3 separate regions of the Homo sapiens genome follow, and regions 1 and 3 are each linked to region 2. The links are chromatin contacts, found by Hi-C or POLR2A ChIA-PET in ENCODE. All regions are on one chromosome and are shown on one strand. Each heading gives the region's core, a stretch centred on a gene start or an enhancer-like site at or near the end of the contact. The rest is flanking DNA. Distances are from core to core; before and after follow the strand shown.

What was found. Hi-C counts contacts between places; a loop is a spot of excess contacts on that map. ChIA-PET counts read pairs that join two places held with the same protein, here RNA polymerase II (POLR2A). Pooled maps may share reads with other maps.
Region 1: a loop to region 2 is called in a map of heart right ventricle, with 2.6 times the contacts of the local background. The contact joins two enhancer-like sites. A Hi-C loop is called at or near these places in 18 of 168 maps with a recorded cell type or tissue (B cell, CD14-positive monocyte, CD8-positive, alpha-beta T cell and 7 more) and 18 of 50 pooled maps. POLR2A ChIA-PET finds 5 or more read pairs at or near these places in 10 of 52 experiments (Caco-2, HEK293, activated B cell and 7 more).
Region 3: a map with no recorded cell type shows a loop between it and region 2 (2.9-fold over the local background). The contact joins two enhancer-like sites. A Hi-C loop is called at or near these places in 10 of 168 maps with a recorded cell type or tissue (GM11168, endothelial cell of umbilical vein, heart left ventricle and 2 more), 2 of 37 single-sample maps with no recorded cell type and 10 of 50 pooled maps. POLR2A ChIA-PET finds 5 or more read pairs at or near these places in 16 of 52 experiments (AG04450, B cell, Caco-2 and 13 more).

Annotation. Positions count from the first base shown.
Region 1 is chr19:16,282,658-16,286,487 of GRCh38, forward strand. It overlaps KLF2-DT (KLF2 divergent transcript), which reads right to left. Exons shown (of 2, transcript NR_186323.1): 2 at 702-1,064. Among named protein-coding and RNA genes, the nearest start is that of KLF2-DT, 40 kb to the right of the region's middle. Within about 2 kb of position 1,299, at least 33 of the 41 ENCODE cell types and tissues checked have a DNase peak (open chromatin) inside an H3K27ac peak, as active enhancers do; they include heart right ventricle, where a contact is called at or near this core.
Region 2 is chr19:16,245,524-16,249,695 of GRCh38, forward strand. It overlaps AP1M1 (adaptor related protein complex 1 subunit mu 1), which reads left to right. Exons shown (of 12, transcript NM_032493.4): 12 at 1-383. Among named protein-coding and RNA genes, the nearest start is that of AP1M1, 50 kb to the left of the region's middle. Within about 2 kb of position 2,233, at least 2 of the 41 ENCODE cell types and tissues checked have a DNase peak (open chromatin) inside an H3K27ac peak, as active enhancers do; they include heart right ventricle, where a contact is called at or near this core.
Region 3 is chr19:16,299,826-16,304,137 of GRCh38, forward strand. All of the region lies in intron 1 of KLF2-DT (KLF2 divergent transcript), which reads right to left. Among named protein-coding and RNA genes, the nearest start is that of KLF2-DT, 23 kb to the right of the region's middle. RefSeq lists an enhancer at 2,351-2,410 and a silencer at 2,611-2,680. Within about 2 kb of position 2,571, at least 6 of the 41 ENCODE cell types and tissues checked have a DNase peak (open chromatin) inside an H3K27ac peak, as active enhancers do.

The DNA.
Region 1 (3,830 bases), core at 49-2,548, 36 kb after region 2:
GGAACGAATGAGTGGATGCACAGGTGGATGGGGAGGGGTTGTGCTGTAACCACCATGAAACAAACTCCACACTTTGATGAGCCACGTGGAGAGGGAGTGGGCAGAAAGAAGAAACTGGAAGTTGGGCCGGGTGCGGTGGCTTATGCCTGTAATCCCAGCACTTTGGGAGGCCGAGGCAGGTGGATCACCTGAGGTCAGGAGTTCCAGATCAGCCTGGCCAACATGGTGAAACCCTGTCTGTACTAAAAATAGGAAAATTAGTTGGGCATGGTGGCACATGGTGCAGGGCTGAGGCAGGAGGATCGCTTGAACCCCAGAGGTCAAGGCTGCAGTGAGCCGAGATCGTGCCATTGCACTGCAGCCTAGGCAAGAAGAGTGAAACTCTGTCTCAAAAAAAAAAAAAAAGAAAGAAAAGAAAAAAGAAATTAAAAAAAAAAAGAAAATATTACCTAGAGTAAAAGAAACCAGACATAAAAGGCCACATATTGTACAATCCTATCTATGTGAGATGCCCACAGAGGCAAATCCATAGGGCCAGAAAACAGATTGGTGTTTGCCAGGGACTGGGGGTGGAGAAATGGGAAGTGACTGGTAATGGGGACAGGGTATCCCTTTAAGGTGATGAAAATATTCTGGAACTAAGTAGAGGTGGCGGTTGCACAACACTGCATGTATAAAATGCCACTACTTTAAAAATGGTTAATTTCATGTGAATTGCACTTTAATAAAAATAAACAAGTATTTAAAAATCCACCAATGCAAACACTTCTCTGTTCCTCTGTGGTGGAGGAAGGGACACGCGCTTTTTTTTCCGACCTTAGGAAGGAACAAGGGAGCCGGGGTCCCCTCCCAGCCTGGGAGCCCTGGGCACAGTCCCGGCTCATTTGTCAGAGCTATCGGAGCCGTCCTCGGGCTGGTGGGAGTTCAGGGCTCTGAAAGGTTTTCTGTCAAGGCTTGAAAGGGGGCCAGGTTTTTTTCCCCCCGGAGCCGCGCAGTCTCGGGGCTGTTGTTCTCAGCAATCGCAGGGCCTCGTGTTAGCAGGAAGCACAGCCAAGTAGGGTTTCCTGCGTGTTGGAGAGAGGAAGCTCCGTAATGTTCTGGGAGGCGATGGTTAAAAATAACTCCGGTATATAAAGACAGCGGAGGGTCCCCTTGTTCGCTCACTCGGGCGCCGGCCGGCTGGACGCAGGGCCGAGCAGGTGGTTTGGGGCCTCGGGAAGGCCAAACCCCCGCCTCTGGGCCCCTGGCTGGGGAAGACACCAGCCAAGTTCAGAGCCCCAAGTCGGCCTCACTTCCACAACTCAGCGTCAGGGACACCGTGGGCGTTTCTGTTTCAAAACGCTTTTCTCCAGCAAAGAACGTAACCTCAAGCTGCTGTCAGGGTAGAGGAATCCCTGCCCCCCGCCGCCACCCAGATAGGTTGGGCCGTGATTTTGGCTGTGCCTGGCAGTGACGATGTAGCGCACCCAGGCTGGGGGGCGCTGGCAGCCAGGGTTCAAATCCCGGCTCTGCCACCTAACGCTGGGACTCAGTTTCTCCATCTGTAGAATGGAACTAACAATAGCTCCTATGCTGTTGTAAGCACTAAACACAGAAGTTAAGCTTTGGGAGTTAGGAGGGTGTGACCTGGGAAATGGATGTCTGCCCTTTCATAAGCAGATTTTGTTTTGTTTTGTTTTGTTTTGTTTTGAGACAGGGTCTCACTCTGTCACCCAGGCTGGAGTGCAGTGGCAAGATCACGGCTCTCTGCAGCCTCAACCTCCCAGGCTCAAGTGATCCTCCCTCCTCAGCCTCCCAAGTATCTGGGACCACAGATGCACGCCACCACGCCTGGCTAGTTTTCTTTTGAATTTCAGTTAAGACAAGGTATCACTATATTGCCCTGGCTGGTCTCGAACTCCTGGGCTCAAGAGATCCCCCCATCTCGGCCTCCCAAAGTCCTGGGATTACAGACATGAGCCACTGCGCCTGGCCACAAGCAGATTTTTAGAGTTGTCATTGCCATCGGAACAGCTGCCCAGACAGCAAGAAGAGCAAAAGCCTGTGTCTGGGGTCAATGCCAGGGTTTGAGGCTTCCAAGCCTAGGTGACCCCACAACAGATTCAACACATACAAAAAGGATCACAAGGACATGTTATAAACATCTCGATGCCAAAATATTCAGTGACAGGGATGAAATGGACACATTCCTTGAAAGACACAAATTACCAAAGCTTACTTAAGAACAAATAGATCGGCCGGGCGCGATGGCTCGTGCTGTAATCCCAGCACTTTGGGAGGCCGAGGCAGGCGGATCACCTGAGGTCAGGAGTTTGAGACCAGGCTGGCCAACATGGTGAAACCCCGTCTTTACTAAACAACAAAAATTAGCTGGCCATGGTGGCGGCCACTGTAATCCCAGCTACTCAGGAGGCTGCGGCAGGAGAATTGCTTGAACCCCGGAGGTGGAGGTTGCAGTGAGCTGAGATCGTGCCATTGTACTCCAGCCTGGACAACAGAGTGAGACTCTGTCTCAAAAAAACAGAAAAGAAAGAAGAAGAAAGAGAAGGGGAAGGGGAAGAAGAGGAGGAATAAGAGGAAGAAGAAAGAGAAGGGGAAGGGGAGGAAGAGGAGGAATAAGAGGAAGAAGAAAGTAGAAAGAAGAAGAGGAGGAGGAAGAAGGAGGAGGAGGAGGAGGAAGAAGGAGGAGAAGGAGGAGGAGGAGAAATAGATCACCCGAATATCCCTGTGTCTATGGGATAAATCAACATTGTTGTAAAAAGAACTTCCTACAGGCCAGGCATTGTGGTGGGTGCCTGTAATCCCAGCACTTTGAGAGCCCAAGGCAGGAGGATCACATGAGGCCAGGAGTTCAAGACTAGCCTAGGCAACATAGCAAGATCCCATCTCTACAAAAAATATAAAAATTAGCTGGGCTTGGTGGCTTGTGCCTATAATCTCAGCACTTTGGGAGACTGAGGTAGGAGACTCACTTAACCTCGGGAGTTTGAGACCAGCCTGGGCAACACAGTGAGACCCCATCTCTACAAAAACATTTTAAAATTAGCCAGACATGGTGGGTTTCAATGGTGGCTTTCACTTCATAGGGGGCTTTTGTTCCAAAGTCGCAGGAGGTGGAATTCCATCAACCAGTCCCAGCTACTTGGGAGGCTGAGGTGGGAGGATTACTTGAGCCTAGGAGGTCAAGGCTGCAGTGAGCTATGATTGTGCCACTGCACTCCAGCCTGGGCGACAGAGTGAAACCCTGTCTCTAAACAAACAAAAGCCTTTCTACAAAGAAAACTCCAGGTCTGGATGGCGTCCCTGGTAAATTTCCCCTAAACATCTAAGGAAGAGAGAGCATCACTTTGATAGGTTGGTGCAAACGTAATTGCGGTTTTTGCCATGACTTTTAAGCAATTACGTTTGCACCAACCTTACACAAGGGCTTTCACCAAACTGAACAGGAAAGAAAGCTTCCCGACTGGCTTTATACCAGGGGCTGCTCCAGGCATGCTGGGGACTGTCCTAGGTGCCGATGGCTGGCTTCCTGCTGTTCACAGGGGCGCTGGGGCTCCCTGCCCCCCAAAACAAGATCCTGTTCCCTTCCAGGGAGGCGTGTTCTTCTGCCGTTAGGGCAGAGCCCCGGTGGGGCTCAGGGAAATGAAAGACATATTTGCTCTCCAGAAATCTGAGCCCGCAGTGCCAGCTCCCCTGAAGGGCGCCTTTGTACGCTGCTTGTTGCCACAATTAGCGCCGTCCCAGACTGCGGCCTGCAGATCGAGGCCGCCTTGGCTCCGAAGCCCCTTTCAGGAGTCATCAGCGTCCTCCATGGGCTCTGACGTGGGCTA
Region 2 (4,172 bases), core at 983-3,482:
ACCTGCCTCGGCCTCCCAAAGTGCGGGGAGACCAGAATTCCACCCAGAATGACCTCTCTGTTCCTAGGAGTGTGACAGCATTTGGGGGGGAAAATAGCGTAGAGTTGGAATTTTTAAAATTCAGTTTGACAAAATGACTTTTAGCTGGAGCATTAAGTCCCTTTACATTTAATGTAATAACTGATATTACATTTAAGTATAAATTTAAATCTACCGTCTTACTTTGTTTTCTATTTTTGTCCTTTCTATGTTCTCTTTTATGTCCTCTCTGGATTTATTACAGATTGTTTGTGGCTTTTAAAAAAAGTCATTGCTTGAATGATGAGAGCTTATATTTAAAAAGGCAGGGGGCTAAAATAAATAAATAATTTAAAAAATAAAAATAAAGTCATTGTTTTCCTTTGAATGTTTGAGAGTTACAATTCTAGGCTGGGCGAGGTGGCTCAAGCCTGTAATCCCAGCGCTTTGGGAGGCCAGCCCAGGTGGATCACCTGAAGTCAGCATCGTGAAACCCCATCTCTACTAAAAATACAAAAATTAGCCGGGCACAGCGGCATGTGCCTGTAATCCCAGCTACTCGGGAGGCTGAGGCAGGAGAATCACTCGAACCTGGGAGGCGGAGGTTTCAGTGAACCAAGATCTCACCATTTCACTCTAGCCTGGGCAACAAGAGCAAAACTCCATCTCAAAAAGAAAGAAATATATATGAGTAGATATTAAATGTGTACACATATATACATATATAAAGGCTAAAATAATGATCTAAGCCTCCATCTCAAGAAGTTAGAAAAAGAACAACAAAATAAATGTAAGAGCACAGAAAGAAGGAAATAATAGGGAGTAGATACAAAGAAAATGGAAAAGAAACACTCAATAAAGAAAATCAACAAAGTGAGTTTATTTAAAAAAAAATGAATGAAATTGAAAAACCGCTAGGGAAATTGATCAACATGAAAAGAAAGCACACATAGCTGTTACTGGAATTGGGTTGGGGGAGACATTACTATAGATTTAAAGACATTAAAACGATTAGAACAGGACACATGTCTAGGGTTGTGTGAGGTATTCACTTCCCAAGGGTAGAGAGCTTCTGCTCACCAAGCTGTGATCCCTGGCCTAGAGTTCCAGCCACATAGCGAGAAAGGGGTTTCTTTTTCTAATTCACAAAACACGATACAGGCTAGTGGACCCCCAAATAAAAGAATATTTAGAATAAAACCCTATCAAAAAAAAAAAACAATAGCTAGAACAGTATGAACAATGCTAGGGGCTGGGTGTAGGTGGCTCACGCCGGTAATCCCAACACTTTGGGAGGCTGAGGCAGCTGGATCACCTGAGGTCAGGAGTTTGAGACCAGCGTGGCCAACATGATGAAACCCCGTCTCTACTAAAAATACAAAAAATTAGTTGGGCATGGTGGCAGGCACGTGTAATCCCAGCTACTCGGGAGGCTAAGGCAGGAGAATCGCTTGAACCTGGGAGGCGGAGGTTGCAGTGAGCCGAGATCACGCCACTGCACTCCAGCCTGGGCAACAGAGTGACTCTGTCTCAAAAAAAAAAAACTACACTTGATCTTAGCCAAAAGGCCAAGACACGATAAAATAATAATAATAATAAATGATGCTAAGGAAAAGAGTGACTTGCTGAAGGACGTTGTCCCCATTATGTGTGCAAAGTTTAAAATTACATGAAACAAAATGATGTATTATTTATGGCCAAATAATAAAAGATAGAGCCATCATCAGCATGTCTGTGATGGCCTAAGACCATCTTTTAATAAAGATTGTAATTCAGGTCATTCCCCTCCCCTGCTCAAAATCCTCCCATGGCTCTCCAGTGCCCTCAGAGTAAAGTCCCCGCTCCCTTGTCCTCCGGGTCCAGCTGGTCCTCCTCTGGCTTCCACTCTCGCCTTTCCTCCCTCTTCACCTGCCACTCGCGCCTCTTTGCCCCAAGCTTGTTCTCACCTCAGAACCTTTGCAGTTGCCAGTGCCTTCTGTCTGGTGCACCCTTGCCTCCGCTGCCTCCTTGAAATTCATTGCTCAACTCAAGTGTCCCCTCCCCTCCAGCCACTCCAGCTTGTCGAAACATGCAGCTGTGATTTGTTCCACTTTTGCTGGCACACCCCTGGTCTGCCTAGAAGTTCCACAAGGACACCCCCGCCCCATCTGATTTGTCACTGCTGTGTCTCTAGGGTCCAGAGCAGTACTGCTCTGGGACTGGGATCTGGGGATGCAAGGCTCTGCCAGCCGTGACCACCAGGGGGCATCCACGGGTCAGAAACCACGGCTTGGAGACCCACCCGGCCAGGCCACAGAGAGAGGTGTGCGGGACAGGCCTGGGAAGAGGGAGACTCCAGCCCTCTCTGAACACAGCGACCCCAACACCACTGCTATCCTTCCTGAGGGTCCTCCCTGCAGCCTGATGGTGAAGATGAGGAAACTGAGGCTCAGAAAGGCCACAGGGGACGGGCGCGGTGGCTCATGCCTGTAATCCCAGCACTTTATCACTTGAGGTCAGGAGTTCAAGACCAGCCTGGCCAACATGGTGAAACCCTGTCTTTACTAAAAATGTCAAAAAAAAAAAAAAAAAAAAAGCTGGGCATGGTGGTGGGTGCCTGTAATCCCAGCTACTCAGGAAGCTGAGACAGGAGAATCGCTTGAACCCAGGAGGCAGAGGTTACAGTGAGCCGAGACCATGCCACTGCACTCCAGCCTGGGCAACAGAGTGAGACTCTATCTCAAAAAAAAAAAGCCACAGAAATGTCAAACACTCCTTCCCCCTCCTCACAGGACATTGACAGGGAAGCTACAGATGGAGGGTGGGTGGGGACGCTGGGGTCCCTGGCCTGGCTGGGAGGACCAAGTCAGGGCAGCCAGGCTCAGACTGACCCTGCTGTCCATGAGGAGCCTCAGCTCACACAGGCAGCCCAATCCCTGCCTGGGTTCAGCAGCTCCCATTGCACACATGGGGAAACTGAGGCTCAGAGACAGGCTGGAGCTGGACTCTGTACACCAGAACCCGGCAGGTCCTGCCACACCATTGCTGCCCAACGAATCCTCCCCAGCTGCCATCTGTGCTGGGGCTTGGGGACTCAGTGTGGACGACAGCAGGCGGGTGCCCCTCACCCACTTCCCACCAGTTCCCTATTCAATAGATGGAGAACTGAGTCTGAGCCCACCCAGCTTCATCCAGGGGCTACAAACTCAGACTACCCCCCACAAGAGGAAACGCCCAGTGGCCTGCCCCTGGAGTGGGTAGGGAAGCCCCGTGTTCAAAGCTGTGCCCCACAAACCTGGCTCCCCGTGCTGTGTGACCTTGAACAGGCTCCTTGCCCTCTCTGGGCCTGTTTCTCTGTCCACTGGGGGCCTCTTCATGCCATTTTGTTAGAAGAGTCTCTAAAAGAAGAAAAAGATCACTTGTCAACCAATTAAGAACTGCTCAGATGCTCTTTCTAAGCACTGAGGTTCTTTTACATGACACAAAGACCCTGATATGGCCAGTGCGCTGTTGTTTATTGAAATTGAGGTGAAATTCACATAACACATGGTTAACCATTTTATTTTATTTTATTTTTTATTTGAGACAGGGTCTCACTGTGTCACCCAGGCTGGAGTGCAGTGGTGCGATCACAGCTCACTGCAGCCTCGGCCTCCTGGGCTCAAGCGATCCTCCCACCTCTGAGTAGCTGGGACAACAGGCGCATGCCACCATGCCTGGCTAATTTTTGTAGTTTTGGGTAGAGACAGGGTGTCACTAGGTTGCCAGGGCTGGTCTTGAACTCTTGGGTTCAAGCGATCCTCCCGCCTCGGCCTCCCAAAGTGCTGGGCTTACAGGTGTGAGCCACCGTGCCCGGCTACAGTTAACCATTTGAAAGTGAACAATTCAGTGGCATTTAGGACATTTGCAATGTCGTGCAACCTCTGTCTGATTCCAGAACATTTCCATCACCCCAAAAGGAAACCCCGTCCCCATCAGCAATCACTCCTCATTCCTCTTCCCCAGCCCCAGGTAACACCAATCTACCTTATGTCTCTATGGATTTGCCTGTTCTAGGCATTTCATATCAATGGAATCTCACACTACGTGGCCTTTTGTGTCTGGCTTCTCTCACTCAGCATTGTGGGGATTTATTTGTTTGTTTGTTTGTTTTTTGAGACGGAGTCTCGCTCTGT
Region 3 (4,312 bases), core at 1,321-3,820, 55 kb after region 2:
GTGGAGGCAAGGGAATCACTTGAAGTCCAGGAGTTCAGGACCAACCAGGGCAACATGGAGTGCCCTCTGCCCTCCCCACCAAAAAATAAAAATAAATTAGCTAGGTGTGGTTGCTAATTATTAATATTATGTGTGATATCACAGGGGGGTGTACACACTCCCTGTAACATTGGGGGTACCATCATTCTGTCCCCCCTTTGATATGACGCACAATATCACTTGAGGGTGTACACACCCCCTACAATATTGGGAATACTATCATCCTGTCCTCCCCTGGATATTATGACCAGTATCACAGAGGGGTGTACATGCCCCCTGCGATATTGGGGGTACTATCATCCTGTCCCCCCCTGTATATTATGACTGGTATTATGGGGGGTGTACACGCCCCCTGCGATATTGGGGGTACTATCATCCTGTCCCCCCCGTATGACTGGTATTACAGGGGGGTGTACACGCCCCCTGCGATATTGGAAGTACTATCATCCTGTCCCCCCATCTATATTATGACTGGTATTACAGGGGGGTGTACACGCCCCCCGCGATATTGGGGATACTATCATCCTGTCCCCCCTGTATATTATGACTGGTATTACAGGGGGGTGTACACGCCCTCTGCGATATTGGGGGTACCATCATCCTGTCACGCCCTGTATATTATGACTGCTATTACAGGGGGTGTACACGCCCCCTGCGATATTGGGGGTACTATCATCCTGTCATGCCCTGTATATTATGACTGGTATTACAGGGGGTGTACACGCCCCCTGCGATATTGGGGATACTATCATCCTGTCCCACCCTGTATATTATTACAGGGGCGTGTACACACCCCAGTGACATTGGAGGTGTGATCATCCTGTCCCCCTTTGTATATTACACGTGCCATCACAGGGGGTGTACACAGTGGCATCACAGCTCACTGCAGCCTGGATCTCCCGCCTCAGCCCCCCAAGTAGCTGGGACTACAGGCGTGAGCAACCACACCTAGCTAATTTATTTTTATTTTTTGGTGGGGTGGGCAGAGGGCACTCTATGTTGCCCAGGCTGGTCCCAAACTCCTGGTCTTCAAGTGATTCCCCTGCCTCCCTCTCCCAAAATACTGGGATAACAGGCGCGAGCCACTGAGCCCAGCTCACCTTAATTTTTTTGTTGTTGTTTAAAACAAAAATCAATGCATACAGGCTGGGTACTAGTTATTTGGACAACTAGTCTCAAACTCCTGGGCTTTAGCCTGTAATCCCAAAACCCCATCTCTACAAAAAATACCAATAAAATTGGCCAGGTGTGGTGGTGCACAAATGTATTCCCAACTACTCGGGAGGCTGAGGTGGGAGGATCGCTTGAGCCTAGGAGGCCGACGTTGCATTGAACCAGATCACGCCATTGCCCTTCAGCCTGGGCAACAGAGAGAGAGGAGACTCCGTCTTAAAAAAAAAAAACAACAACAACAACAAAAAAAACGGCTGAGCACGGCCGCTCACGCCTGTAATCCCAGCACTTTGCGAGGCTGAGGCGAGCGGATCGCCTGAGGTCAGGAGTTAGAAATCAGCCTGGCCAACATAGTGAAACCCTGTCTCCACTAAAAATACAAAAAAATTAGCTGGATGTGGTGGCAGGCACTCCCAGCTACTCGGGAGGCTGAGGCAGGAGAATCGCTTGAACCCAGGAGGCGGAGGTTGCAGTGAGCCGAGATCGCACCACTGCACTCCAGCCTGGGCAACAAGAATGAAACTCCATCTCAAAAAATAAAAAAATAAAGCCAGGCTCAGTGGCTCACAACACCTCTAAGCCCAGCACTTTGGGAGGCCGAGGCGGGTGGATCACCTGAAGTCAGGAGTTCGAGACCAACCTGGCCAACATGGTGAAACTCCATCTCTACTAAAAATATAAAAATTAGCCAGGCATGGTGGCCTATGCTGTAATCCCAGCTACTCAGGAGGCTGAGACAAGAGAATCCCTTGAACCCGGGAGGCAGAGGTTGCAGTAAGCCGAGATGGTGCCACTATACTCCAGCCTGGGCGACAGACCAAGAAGACTCTGCCTCAAAAAAAAAAAAAAAAAAAAAAACAACAACAATGGGAAGCCTCTGAAACTCCCCTTCCCCAGGGGTCTCCGGGGGTCTCCACACTCCTCGGCTGAGTCAGCCTTCCTCCTGCAAACAGCCCAGGGTTCACCAAGTGTACAAGGCTGTCGTGGGCCCCATGCCCCTTCTCGCCACAGGCTTGTGCAGGCACGGGGCCGTCCCCGCTTGATTGCTAGGGGTTTAGCCAATATTTTCTTACGGGGCGCCCTTGCTGGGACACAGGTGCAAGTGTGACATCGTGGGCTGTGAGTCAGGCCTTGGCACTCCTTGCACGGCCGGCCGGCATGAGTCAGGCTGCATTTGCCCACTGTTCCTGTCTTTTCTCTTGTTCTGAACACCGCATGTGCCAGGCCTTCTGTGGGTCATCAGTCATTATTTTGGGTATGCAGCGCAGATCACTCAGGGACAGACTTCTCTGGGTCAGGGGAGCTGGGACTTTACTTATCAAATTGCAAATGTCCAACATACCCCATGCAGAACCAGTGACACGGAGAGAGGTTTCCATCCCAGGGCTGGGGTCGGGGAGGGTGTCGAACACCCAGTACAGCCCCCAGGGTTTCCTAGAAATGCAAATCACAGCTCTGAAGTGCAGCCTGGCCTCTTATGGTTAGACACAGGTTCACACCTGAGAAAGCTTGGCAACGTCTAGAGACATTTTTGGTCCTCACGACTCGGGGAGGCGCGTCGGGGGAATGCTATTAATTGTGGGTTTTGCCATTAAAAAAAAAGTAATGGCAAGGGCCAGGCGCGGTAGCTCACGCCTGTAACCCAGCACTTTGGGAGGCCGAGGCGGGTGGATCACCTGAGGTCAGGAGTTCTAGACCAGCCTGGCCAGTATGGTGAAACCCTGTCCCTACTAAAAATACAAAAATCATGGCCGGGCGCGGTGGCTCACGCCTGTAATCCCAGCACTTTGGGAAGCTGAGGCAGGTCGATCACGAGGTCAGGAGATCGAGACCATCCTGGCGAACACTGTGAAACCCCGTCTCTACTAAAAATACAAAAAAAATTAGCCAGGTGTGGTGGCGGGCGCCTATAGTCCCAGCTACTCCGGAGGCTGAGGCAGGAGAATGGCATGAACCCAGGGGGCGGAGCTTGCAGTGAGCGGAGATCACGCCACTGCACTCCAGCCTGGGCAACAGAGCGAGACACCATCTCAAAAAAAAAAAAAAAAAGTACGAAAATCAGCCAAGCATGATGCCGCGCACCTGTCATCCCAGCCACTGGGGAGGCTGAGGCAGGAGAATCGCTTGAACCCAGGAGGCGGAGGTTGCAGTGAGCCGAGACTGCAGCACTGCACTCCAGCCTGGGCGACGGCATAAGATTCCATCTCAAAAAATAATAATAATAATAATGGCAAGAACGGCAATGACTTTTGCACCAACCTAATAGTATCTGGTGGGTGCAGGCCAGGGATGCTACAATGCACGGGATGGCCTCTGCCACACAGATAATCCGGCCTCAAGTGCTGAAGTTGGGAAATCCTGCTTACCAGCCCCTGAAGAGTCCATTTCTCATCTCATGCCGGCTTACCCCCTACCACCTTTTTTTTTTTTTTTTTTGAGACAGTCTGGCTCTGTCCCCCAGGCTGGAGTGCAGTGGCACAGTCTTGGCTCACTGCAACCTCCGCCTCCCTGGTTCAAGTGATTCTCCTGCCTCAGCCTCCTGAGTAGCTGGGATTACAGGCGCGCACCACCACGCCCAGCTAATTTTTGTATTTTTAGTAGAGACGGGGTTTCGCCATGTTGGCCAGGCTGGTCTCGAACTCCTGACCTCAGGTGATCTGCCTGCCTAGAGCTCCCAAAGTGCTGGTATTACAGGTGTGAGCCACCGCGCCTGGCCTAAATAATTTTAAAATAGGTCAGTTGACAGTCTTCAGGCGGCAAGTTAGAGAAACACATGCAGGCAGATGCATGCTTGTTTGAGGCTGTAAAGTGTCCACATTGGGAAACTGGGGAGAAGATAGGAGAACTATGTAGGGGCTCTAGGTTCTGCAGCTGGCAATATTCTTCTATGTCCACTTCCTCCCATTAAAATTCGGCCTCCAGCCAAGTGGCCAGTGTCTGGGATATGTTATTGTGTCTGGCTCTGAGGAACTGGAACTCCTTCCAGTTCTTGAAGATACTTGGGGAGGGAAGATGCTTGGGGAGCATTTGTTTGGCTCCCCAGCCATAATGCACAGTATTGGCATGACTGGGGGTATGGATGGGGACACTGGGCATCCCC